Linked DNA regions of Mus musculus: regions 1 and 3 are each linked to region 2. A link is a contact called in ENCODE Hi-C or POLR2A ChIA-PET data. All regions are on one chromosome and are shown on one strand. Each heading gives the region's core, a stretch centred on a gene start or an enhancer-like site at or near the end of the contact. The rest is flanking DNA. Distances are from core to core; before and after follow the strand shown.

Region 1 (3,002 bases), core at 410-2,909, 350 kb before region 2:
AATGCTGTGACGAGAGTCGGTGAGTACACAGACAAGGCATTCAGAGTGCTGCCAGCTGTGTGGTCCATGTGTAATTTTAAAATATTAAGTGGGGCTGACAAACTGAGAGAAATTTTGAAAGCAATCCTCCACAGTCCTGAGCTCAAGGAAATAACATGTGAAGGACTGTGTAGTAGGAAGGCATGACTGGAGTGTGCCCAGCCGTTCTGGAAGAGCCATGTATATGTAATTTCTGGAGAATGGTGGAATAGTTAGCTCTCTTCTTCCTCATAGAAAATGGGGCTGAGGGTAGAAAATGGGGCTGAGGGTAGAAAATGGGGCTGAGGGCTTTCTCTTGCTGGACCTCCGTTTCTTCTGGTAGCCCTGGCTGAGATAAAGAATAAGGAAGAAGTCCCTCCCCCCTATTACTTATGCATCAAAAAAAAAAATTATCAGGTTAGCACAGCTCTTTTACCCTTCAAAGTTAGAGGAACGCCAACCTAATATAACATCATTGCCTGTACAAATAAAGAGAACGATTTTTTAAAGTCCCTGGTCCTCTATCCACCATATTTAAAAGCGATGTCATCCTTTGCTTCCAATTCTGCTGCGCAGCCTTCAAAAGAGGAGGAAAAAAAAAAAGGCAAGTGGGCGGGGGAGGGGGTAAAGTGGAAAACACCCGGATGCTGAAGACTCCCTTAGTATTTTTCTCCCCACTGCATGAACTAGGTATTAGCTGCTTAAATCGGGGTATAATTAATGGAGGAAACGGTTCTCAGTACTGGTTCTTGAGATCCAAGAGCCCACCCACCTATCACAGTGCAGAGCACGGACCTTCTTTTTCCACACATGGCCCAGGAGACAATAATGAGGTGGAGGCAGGCATGACCTTGTTTGAGGGCCCGCCTGGTGAAGCCCCTCACCCCACCCCACCCCCAATTCTAAAAAAAAAAAAAAAAAAAAAACGCAGGTCAGAATCTAGGGGCTTCTCGAGTTTTTCCTCCTACGCTCAAGGAAATGGGAAGGAGACTCGTTTTCATGGAGAACCAATTGAGCAGACATGGATGGGCACAAGGCTCATCTCACCTGCTGCTACAGGGTTGGGACGCGTTTTTCTATAGCATATCCTATCTGCGGCCCCCAACCAGTCGCCCCCGCACACACAGGCCTCGCCACGCGCACATCCCAACCTCCATGGGTGCTGAATCCTGCTGACTCACCCACCACGCGCACGCTGCGCTTTCGAGATGCCAAAAGTGGCTACAGGCCCTGGGGATACAAGCTTGTCAAAGCCGGTCAAGAATACTTGATTCCGATGACCCTCCTGTGCCAGGGCCACCCGCCATCGCCAGGCTACCTCGGTAGCTCCAGGGCAACCAGCTCCCAAACTCCTCAAGCTTGCCTTCTCCCTCCCCGCCCCCACTCACCGGCACCCGGTCCGGGTATTTCTTCCTAATCTTTTCACCTTCCTTTTTCCGATACTCGAAGGGGTGGTCCTCCTTATACTGGAACTTCATGATGGACCTCAGGATGTAGGGGCTCCCCGGACGGGGCCTGCTGCGCGCGCTGATGACTGCGTCTCGCGTCTGGCCACCCCCAGTCAATGTCAGCCTTATCACAATCGCTCCACCCGCGTCAGCTCCCACGCGCCAGTCGCCGCACTACGTGGCTAAACGTCCAGAGAAGGACCTGGAGATCTCGCGGCCTGAAGGTAAAGGACCACCAGGTAAAGAAATAGGGTGGCTTTTCCCAAGAGCTGGAAACACAAAAACACCAGGGCGGTGCTGTGACATCACGACGCCCCACCCCCGCTCCGCCCCCGGCGCTAAGGACCTGCTGGATCCGGGTGGACAGAAGCTTTGTTTATTTGTGTATCTTCTTTTCACCCAAGCTTTTCCTAAACCACTCCATCGAAACGCAAAAATCATGTAGTCGGGTTTTTATTTTTGAGGATTGATATTAAAGGTAATTTGTTAATTCAAAGAATGCTCTAACAAATGTCGTCTTCCCTCCCCTTCAAGTTTCTTGTTTGATGCCCAAAACAAACACAGAGGAAGAAAATCCAGCTGTTTCCAGAGCAATGGAATCAGGAGTCTGGAGTTGGAAAAGTGCCAGGCGTCACGAGATTTGTAGCCCGGGCTGAAATGTCCTGTGCTTGCATTTTGACCTTTGCCTGGCACCCACGACTGGCCTGCCTTCTCTGCCCCAACTCCTCCTTCTGACTGGTGTCCTTATGTTTGGATCTGTGCTAGAATTGGTTCTGAGACAACATAAACAGAGCATGACTCATGGATTTGAAGAAGTGTAAGGGTGAAGAACATGAAGTCATCAAGGTTAGAAGAAGCGATGCCAGCGATGAACACCAGGCTTCACTCACGTTCAAGGAGAGATGAATCCATTCATTTTATAAGGTTCACCCAGAAGCATGGTTGTTGAGTTCTTGAAAATACAGAGGTCAAATCATTTAGGTGTCTATGTTTCCCCAACAATACTTTGCTCTGGGGTGGGTATCACCTGTAGGGTAGTTGTCCTGATGAAAAGGCCTTATTGGGCACCAAAAGCTCTGACTGGCATGCTGGTGGAAGACCCTCAATAGTATAGAGAGAGTCAGCCCAGGCCCCTCTGACATACCGGGTTTCCATCTTAAGACTCTTTGGATGCGGGGTCACCCTTCTGATTCTACTGGCAGTAACTCCAGACCTATATCTTGGGAACATCGGAGATAAAGTTCAAGGATGCTTTGTGCTGTGAAAATAAAATGACTACTAAGTGGTACCAGGCAAGCAGCCCTGTTGCCTGATTTTATGTACATGACTTAGTGATATGGTTATAAAATATGGGCAAAATAAAGTGAACTGAATTTAACTGGCAAAACAAGAACATGAAATACATAGCCCACTTCTTGGTTTTCTCCTGGTAATCTTTCTTACATATGAAGACAAATGAATTGGTATATAATATTGTTGTATTTATTTATTGTTGTTTTTATTTTCAAATTAAAAATAGTTTAATACCCAGCTACT
Region 2 (3,292 bases), core at 8-2,507:
GCTTCAAAATGCCTGCAGCTAGCTATGCAACAGCTGCACTTGAGACAGAAGCTCCACATTCTCAGGAAATGTTTCCAATGGCTAAATATTTGTGTATTTGATTTTAAAAAGTCAACCCTGCTGAGGCAGAGGGAGCAGGAGTTCCAGGCCAGCTTGGGGTAAAGTATGAGACTTTGCCAAAGAATCAATCAATCAATCAATCAGTCAGTCAGTCATCATCATCCTCAGTAATAATAATTTATTATAATTTATTATTATTATTATTATTATTATTATTTCAGAATACTTGGTTTAAGTGATAAACATTAGCATTTGTTGGGAATTTTGTATTTTGATAGATGTCAATCTTACTTTCTCAAAATTCAGTAGTCTTTCCACAAATTAAAAAAAAAAAAATTAATGTGAAGAAACAGGAATGAGGGGGAAAAGGAAAATAAAGGAACACAATATAATGGAGCATAGACAGTTTGAAACACAAGAAACACAATTTTGCTTCCTTTCTGAAGAATTAAGTAGGAAACCCCATTATATTCTTTTTCTGTAACTTATCAAGAGCTCAAAACAGAAAGGATTTGGTCCTGAGTAGGTTCAGCGCCCCCCACCCCCACCCCACCCCAAGCCACCCCCTTACAATTCTATTTTAATTACAATGGATCTGCAAAACACAAGCTCCAAGCTTCCCAGGCAACTTCTGCCACTATGCACATTGCAAAGCTGTTGTCTGAGTTTCCTTCACTCAGGGACTTAAAGCAAACGTTTACTACAGCAATTTGATGTAATCCACCAGACTGTAACTTACCAGATCCCTGGGAAGAGTGGACTAGCAAGCTAAGTACAAAGCGAGAACGCTGTGGCTACAGCTCTGGCAGTTAGAAGGTGACTCGCTGCTCATTTCTCTTGCCTGAGAACTATTCGAGTATTGTATGCTCCGATAGAATAACTAATGTAACAACCTCATAGCTAATCCCGACTGCATTCTCCTGCTCTGCAGACCCACAGTGACGGGCTCACAGACGCCCTTCTGTTCTTAATCTTTTGTTCAAGGTTCAACTCTTTTGCCTTCCTGCCCTGTTTGAAACTCCTCTCTGCCCCTCCCATTGGTTCAAATACTATTGAATACTTACCCACTTCTACCTCCTGCGGGCTGCCTGTGGGACTAAGCATAGGTAGGGAAGCCTTTGTGACACACATCTCAGAGCTGAGGAGCTGAGTTTCCACTACAGGATTGAAACTTGAAAGCTGAGAGGCACAAATACGTGGGGAGGTTTCAGTATTTAGCTAATCCTGTAGCTCCTCCTTTCTGTACATACACACACGCTTGGTTGGCTCAGGGCCTAACAAAATCTCATTGGGAAACGCATTTCAAGGTCAGGAGCCACACTGGCGCCATCTGGAGACTGACTTTCCTGTTTGCTTCTGGTTTACTTTGTGTTTCGTTTCTCTTTCAGCACACTCTGATTTAGAAACATAATTCAAGCTGACCTTACTGAGGTCACAGGGATTTTCTTTTTTTTTTTTTTTTAATATTTTTTATTAGGTATTTTCCTCATTTACATTTCCAATGCTATTCCAAAAGTCCCCCATACCCTCCCCCCCCCACTCCCCTGCCCACCCATTCCCACTTTTGGCCCTGGCGTTCTCCTGTACTGGGGCATATAAAGTTTGCAAGTCCAATGGGCCTCTCTTTACAGTGATGGCCGACTAGGCCATCTTTTGATACATATGCAGCTAGAGTCAAGAGCTCTGGGGTACTGGTTAGTTCATAATGATGTTCCACCTATAGGGTTGCAGATCCCTTTAGCTCCCTGGGTACTTTCTCTAGCTCCTTCATTGGGGACTTTGTGCTCTGTCCAATGAATGACTGTGAGCATCTACTTCTGTATCTGCCAGGCACTGACAAAGGCCCTCAGGAGACAGCTATAGCAGGCTCTTGTTGGCATCTGCCTAGTGTCTGGGTTTGGTGGTTGTTTATGGAATGGATCCCCAAGTGGGGCAGTCTCTGGCAGTCTCTTCCTTCAGGCTCTGCTCCAAACTTTGTCTCTGTAACTCCTTCCATGGGTATTTTGTTCCCCCTTCTAAAAAGGATTCTGAGCTTCTGGGCTAATGTCCACTTACCAGTGAGTGCATATCATGTGTGTTCTTTCCTGATTGGGTTACCTTACTCAAGATGATATCCTCCAGATCCATCCATTTGTCTAAGAATTTCATGAATTCATTGTTTTTAACAGCTTTGAACCTCTTACCCTTTCTTATCACAGGCCTGCAACAGTTCTGGGAAACAGAGAACCCTGGGGAGATCAAAAAAACCAAACAGATTTTACTGCGTAATAAATATTTATATCCAATAGTCACATTCAACTATTTGAAACACTGGAGAGTTACCCATTTGGCCCATTAAAAAACTACTTTATTTCTTGAGCGGGGCATATCTATGCCACAGCATATGTGTAGGAGTCTGTCCTCTCCTGCTGCCCTGTTCTCCTGTGATCCAGGCCAGATGGTCAGGATTATGTGGCAAGAGCTTTTAAGCCCTGAGTCCATCTCCTTTGAAAAAATACAACTGTAACTTACTTATTAATTTGTCTTGGTTAAAGTTTTGAAAGAAAGCTGTCAACTCTTTTTTTTATTACATATTTTCCTCAATTATATTTCCAATGCTAGCCCAAAAGTCCCCCACACCCTGCCCCCCACTTTCCTACCCACCCATTCCCATTTTTTTGGCCCTGGCATTCCCCTGTACTGGGGCATATAAAGTTTGCGTGTCCAATGGGCCTCTCTTTCCAGTGATGGCCGACCAGGCCATCTTTTGATACATATGCAGCTAGAGTCAAGAGCTCCGGGGTACTGGTTAGTTCATAATGTTGCACCTACAGGGTTGCAGATCTCTTTAGCTCCTTGGATACTTTCTCTAGCTCCTCCATTGGGGGCCCTGTGATCCATCCAATAGCTGACTGAGAGCATCCACTTATGTGTTTGCTAGGCCCCGGCCTAGTCTCACAAGAGACAGCTATATCAGGTTCCTTGCAGCAAACGCTTGCTGGTGTATGCAATGCTGTCATTGTTTGGAGGCTAATTATGGGATGGATCCCTGGATATGGCAGTCTCTAGATGGTCCATCCTTTTCTCTCAGCTCCAAACTTTGTCTCTGTAATCCTTCCATTGATGATTGTTTCCAATTCTAAGAAGGGGCAAAGTGTCCACACTTTGGTCTTCGTTCTTCTTCAGTTTCATGTGTTTTGCAAATTGTATCTTATATCTTGGGTATCCTAAGTTTCTGGGCTAATATCCACTT
Region 3 (3,145 bases), core at 282-2,781, 340 kb after region 2:
TTGGAGTAATTCTTCAACTTCAATAAAACCAAATATAACCATCAAGAAGGAACCATACAAGGGGAAATGTAGAGTGTGGTTAGGAAATGGGTATTTCCACCTCGATTGTAGGGATCAAACTGAAAATTCATAACATCCTTGGTAGCTAAGCCACCTCCTAACTCCCTTTGTTTGTTTTGTTTTGTTTTTGTGCTGAATACAGTATTTGTTTGGGTTTTTCCCCACTTTGAAATCATAATCTATATGAATTTCTTTTTTGTAATTGTAATGAAATAATTGAAGCCAGGTAATGTAAATAAAGAAAACTTTTCTGAAGCTGGGCAGTGGTGGCACATGCCTTTAATCCCAGCACTTGTCAGGCAGAGGCAGGCAGATTTCTGAGTTCGAGGCCAGCCTGGTCTACAAAGTGAGTTCCAGGACAGCCAGGGCTACACAGAGAAACCCTGTCTCGAAAACCCAAAAAGAAAAAGAAAACATCTGATTATTGCCATTTTCAACTTCTAATAATAATTTATTTTATTTATTTATAGACAGGATTACTCTGTGTAACAGCCCTGGCTGTCCTGAAACTCACTTTGTAGACCAAGCTGGCCTCAAACTCACAGAGATCTGGCTGCCTCTGCCTCCTGAAGGCTGGGGTTAAAGACATACTCCACCATCACCCAGCAATAATGTATTAATTATACAAAATAACAAGCTTCCTTGTGATATGATCATGCATACGTATAATAATGTTTTGGTCACATTGACCAAGCTGTCAGCCTTTCTTGTCTCCCCCCACCCCCAGCTTGTGTTTATTCTACTTCACAAATAATCCTACTTTCGTGGAAAGAATTTTCTCTAATCTGTGGTTTTGAAGGCTAAGCCAAGAGTAGGTGATGTCATGGACAGTGAGGGGCTCAAGCAAGCAGCATCCCACTAGAAGATGCATGCTTGAGAAGAAAATCACATGGTGAAACAGGAGCCCAATGCTAAGAGAGTATCAGCCAATAAGGGCCGCCTATCATGCCAGATGGTGCCAGCATCCTGCCCTACTTCCGTGTTGACATAGTGAGTGAGGACCAGGTGTGCAAACAAGTATGTCCGGCCTTGGACATTGCAACAGGACAGTGTCATCCAAAAAGCTCACCCTGGAGATCCACGGCATTGAGTTTTACACGCACACGCACGCACACACACACACACACACACACACACACACACACACTGTTTTAAGTAAATTTATATATTTGTTGACTGTATAGGTCCAGGAATTCTTCAATCTAGGATGGAAGAGCTGTTTAGTTTCAATCACCTCCATTCCATCCCCACTGACTGAGAAAAGCCTGGAAGTCCATGGCGGAATGAATCACAATCCACCTTTGTCCTCATCCCACAGTAGCAGAGGCTCTTAGGTCCTGCTAGTAGGTGGTATCACACCCATCACCTTTGACAGACCTTAGAATCCCATGCACTTAGGGGTCTTGACCACATGGGGGCATACCAGAGGTGCAGTGACGAGTCGGTCTTTCCGGACCTCGGTCAGTGAGCAGACAAACACAATGGTTGCCAGAGACGAGGAGAGTGGTCCCATCCTGGATGTGATGGAATCGCCACAAACTATCTAGGGAAGGGAGAACTCTAAGCAACCTGGTGAATAGTTGAGGCCAGCTGAGCCCAAGAGAAGAGCAAAGCTGTCAGGAGTTCCTAGGTCCTGGTGCTTGAGGCGGTCCATGTATGCCAAAACTACTTTTTTCAAAATGAGAGGAGTAGTAAAGAGAGGAGGGAGGAGAGGACGACGTCGAGTTGATTTGGAGTCACTAGCAACAGCATGAAAGAAGTCATCACGCTAAGTGACTAGGGCAGACGCCAGCGCGCAAATCCTCCGGCCATACGCAGGGTGTGGAACGTTAGTTCTTTACTTGCTTGTTTGCTTTATTTAAATCATTGTTTTCCATTTCGTTACAGCCGATAACATTTTCTAAGAGTTGTCTTTTATCTATATTAGTAGTCTGTGTGTGTGGGTGCGGTGTCCGACAAAAAAGGTGGCTGGAGAGACAGCCGTGGGTGCTGGGAACCGAACTCTTATATTTTTGGTTGTGAGCCTAGCCTTTAACGGCTGAGCCATCTCTCCAGCCCGACGACGCCCTGTATTCTTTCCCTGAAGTAGCAAGTTAGGCGTTGCGCAACCGCGCTTCCGCTGAGCCTGTTTCTGACTCTAAGTAATCCTCACTTTCTTTCTTTGTACATAAAACCGAACACTCGAAGCGAGAAAAAACGGACTCTTTGCAGCGAACATTTTCTCTGAACGGTGGCTGCTGACTCGTTCCGCACGTGCAGAACTGTAGAAAAGGGTCGCGAGAGGGCTAAGCAGGCGGATTGTAGAGAAGGCCTGTAGGGAAGAGAGGGGTGTGGAGTGCGGCGTGGGCAGGCGTGAGGGTCGGACGTGTGCGTGGATAAAGGTTTGTAAGCAGCGTGGAGCAGTAGCCGGTGCGGCTGAAGAAGCTGGTTCGGGTTGGGGTGCGAGTAGCCGATCAGATTTCAGGAGGAAGAAACATAAAAAGAGGCCTTGTGGAGGTTGGAAGTTTGTTTCGGGGCGCAGTGGAGCCGTGGATTTGTGGTTTTGTTGAAACTGGGAGGAAAAAAAAATGTGTAGACCAGGCTGTCCTCGAACTCCAGATCCTCCTGCCTCTGCCTCCTTCAGCAAATCCTACCGGCCTGCGCCACCAGAGCCGGCAAACTTCGGCTCAGTTAATTGAGTACTCGAAACTTATTTTGATGATGCAAGCTACTAGATGTTTTTCTTTTTTCAATGGAATAAAGAATTCAACACTCCGACAAGACTCCACTTAATTTCGCTTCAAACCTACGCTCTTCGCTCGGTTCACACACTTCAATTCCCCACGCTTTTCTTGACACTGCTGGTTCTTGCCGGCCCTCCCCCAGCATGCCACATCTCCTTCAAGGAGCCCACCAGCAAATGGCGACCATCACTCTAAGTCTCAGCTTTAGGTTTCCTTGCCAGGGATGGATTCAGGATCTCCACATCTTTATATGCTCTATACTTGACTGAGGCAACGTGTTCTGAACAGTAACGAGCTTTAAAACGAAAGATTCTGCTTGTGAACAAAATTCAATATTCTTGTTTTAGAGCCAGCAAGAGTTG

Evidence for each region. A loop is a pair of places that touch in the nucleus more often than their neighbours do. ChIA-PET counts read pairs that join two places held with the same protein, here RNA polymerase II (POLR2A).
Region 1: a map of heart shows a loop between it and region 2 (4-fold over the local background). The contact joins the promoter of 1700101I11Rik here to the promoter of Clec2d in region 2. A Hi-C loop is called at or near these places in 1 of 37 maps with a recorded cell type or tissue (heart). POLR2A ChIA-PET finds 5 or more read pairs at or near these places in 1 of 5 experiments (Patski).
Region 3: a map of heart shows a loop between it and region 2 (5-fold over the local background). The contact joins the enhancer-like site here to the promoter of Clec2d in region 2. A Hi-C loop is called at or near these places in 13 of 37 maps with a recorded cell type or tissue (Patski, T-helper 1 cell, T-helper 17 cell and 4 more). POLR2A ChIA-PET finds 5 or more read pairs at or near these places in 1 of 5 experiments (Patski).

What each region holds. Positions count from the first base shown.
Region 1 is chr6:129,531,941-129,534,942 of GRCm38, reverse strand. 1700101I11Rik (RIKEN cDNA 1700101I11 gene) reads left to right here and starts at 1,659. Exons shown (of 2, transcript NR_045270.2): 1 at 1,659-1,705; 2 at 2,001-2,996. Gabarapl1 (gamma-aminobutyric acid (GABA) A receptor-associated protein-like 1) reads right to left here and starts at 1,751. Exons shown (of 4, transcript NM_020590.4): 1 at 1,407-1,751. The coding sequence starts at 1,496.
Region 2 is chr6:129,178,580-129,181,871 of GRCm38, reverse strand. Clec2d (C-type lectin domain family 2, member d) reads right to left here and starts at 1,257. Exons shown (of 5, transcript NM_053109.3): 1 at 1,125-1,257. The coding sequence starts at 1,191.
Region 3 is chr6:128,838,022-128,841,166 of GRCm38, reverse strand. No RefSeq gene overlaps it. Among named protein-coding and RNA genes, the nearest start is that of Klrb1b, 13 kb to the right of the region's middle. Within about 2 kb of position 1,531, at least 1 of the 3 ENCODE cell types and tissues checked has a DNase peak (open chromatin) inside an H3K27ac peak, as active enhancers do; it is heart, where a contact is called at or near this core.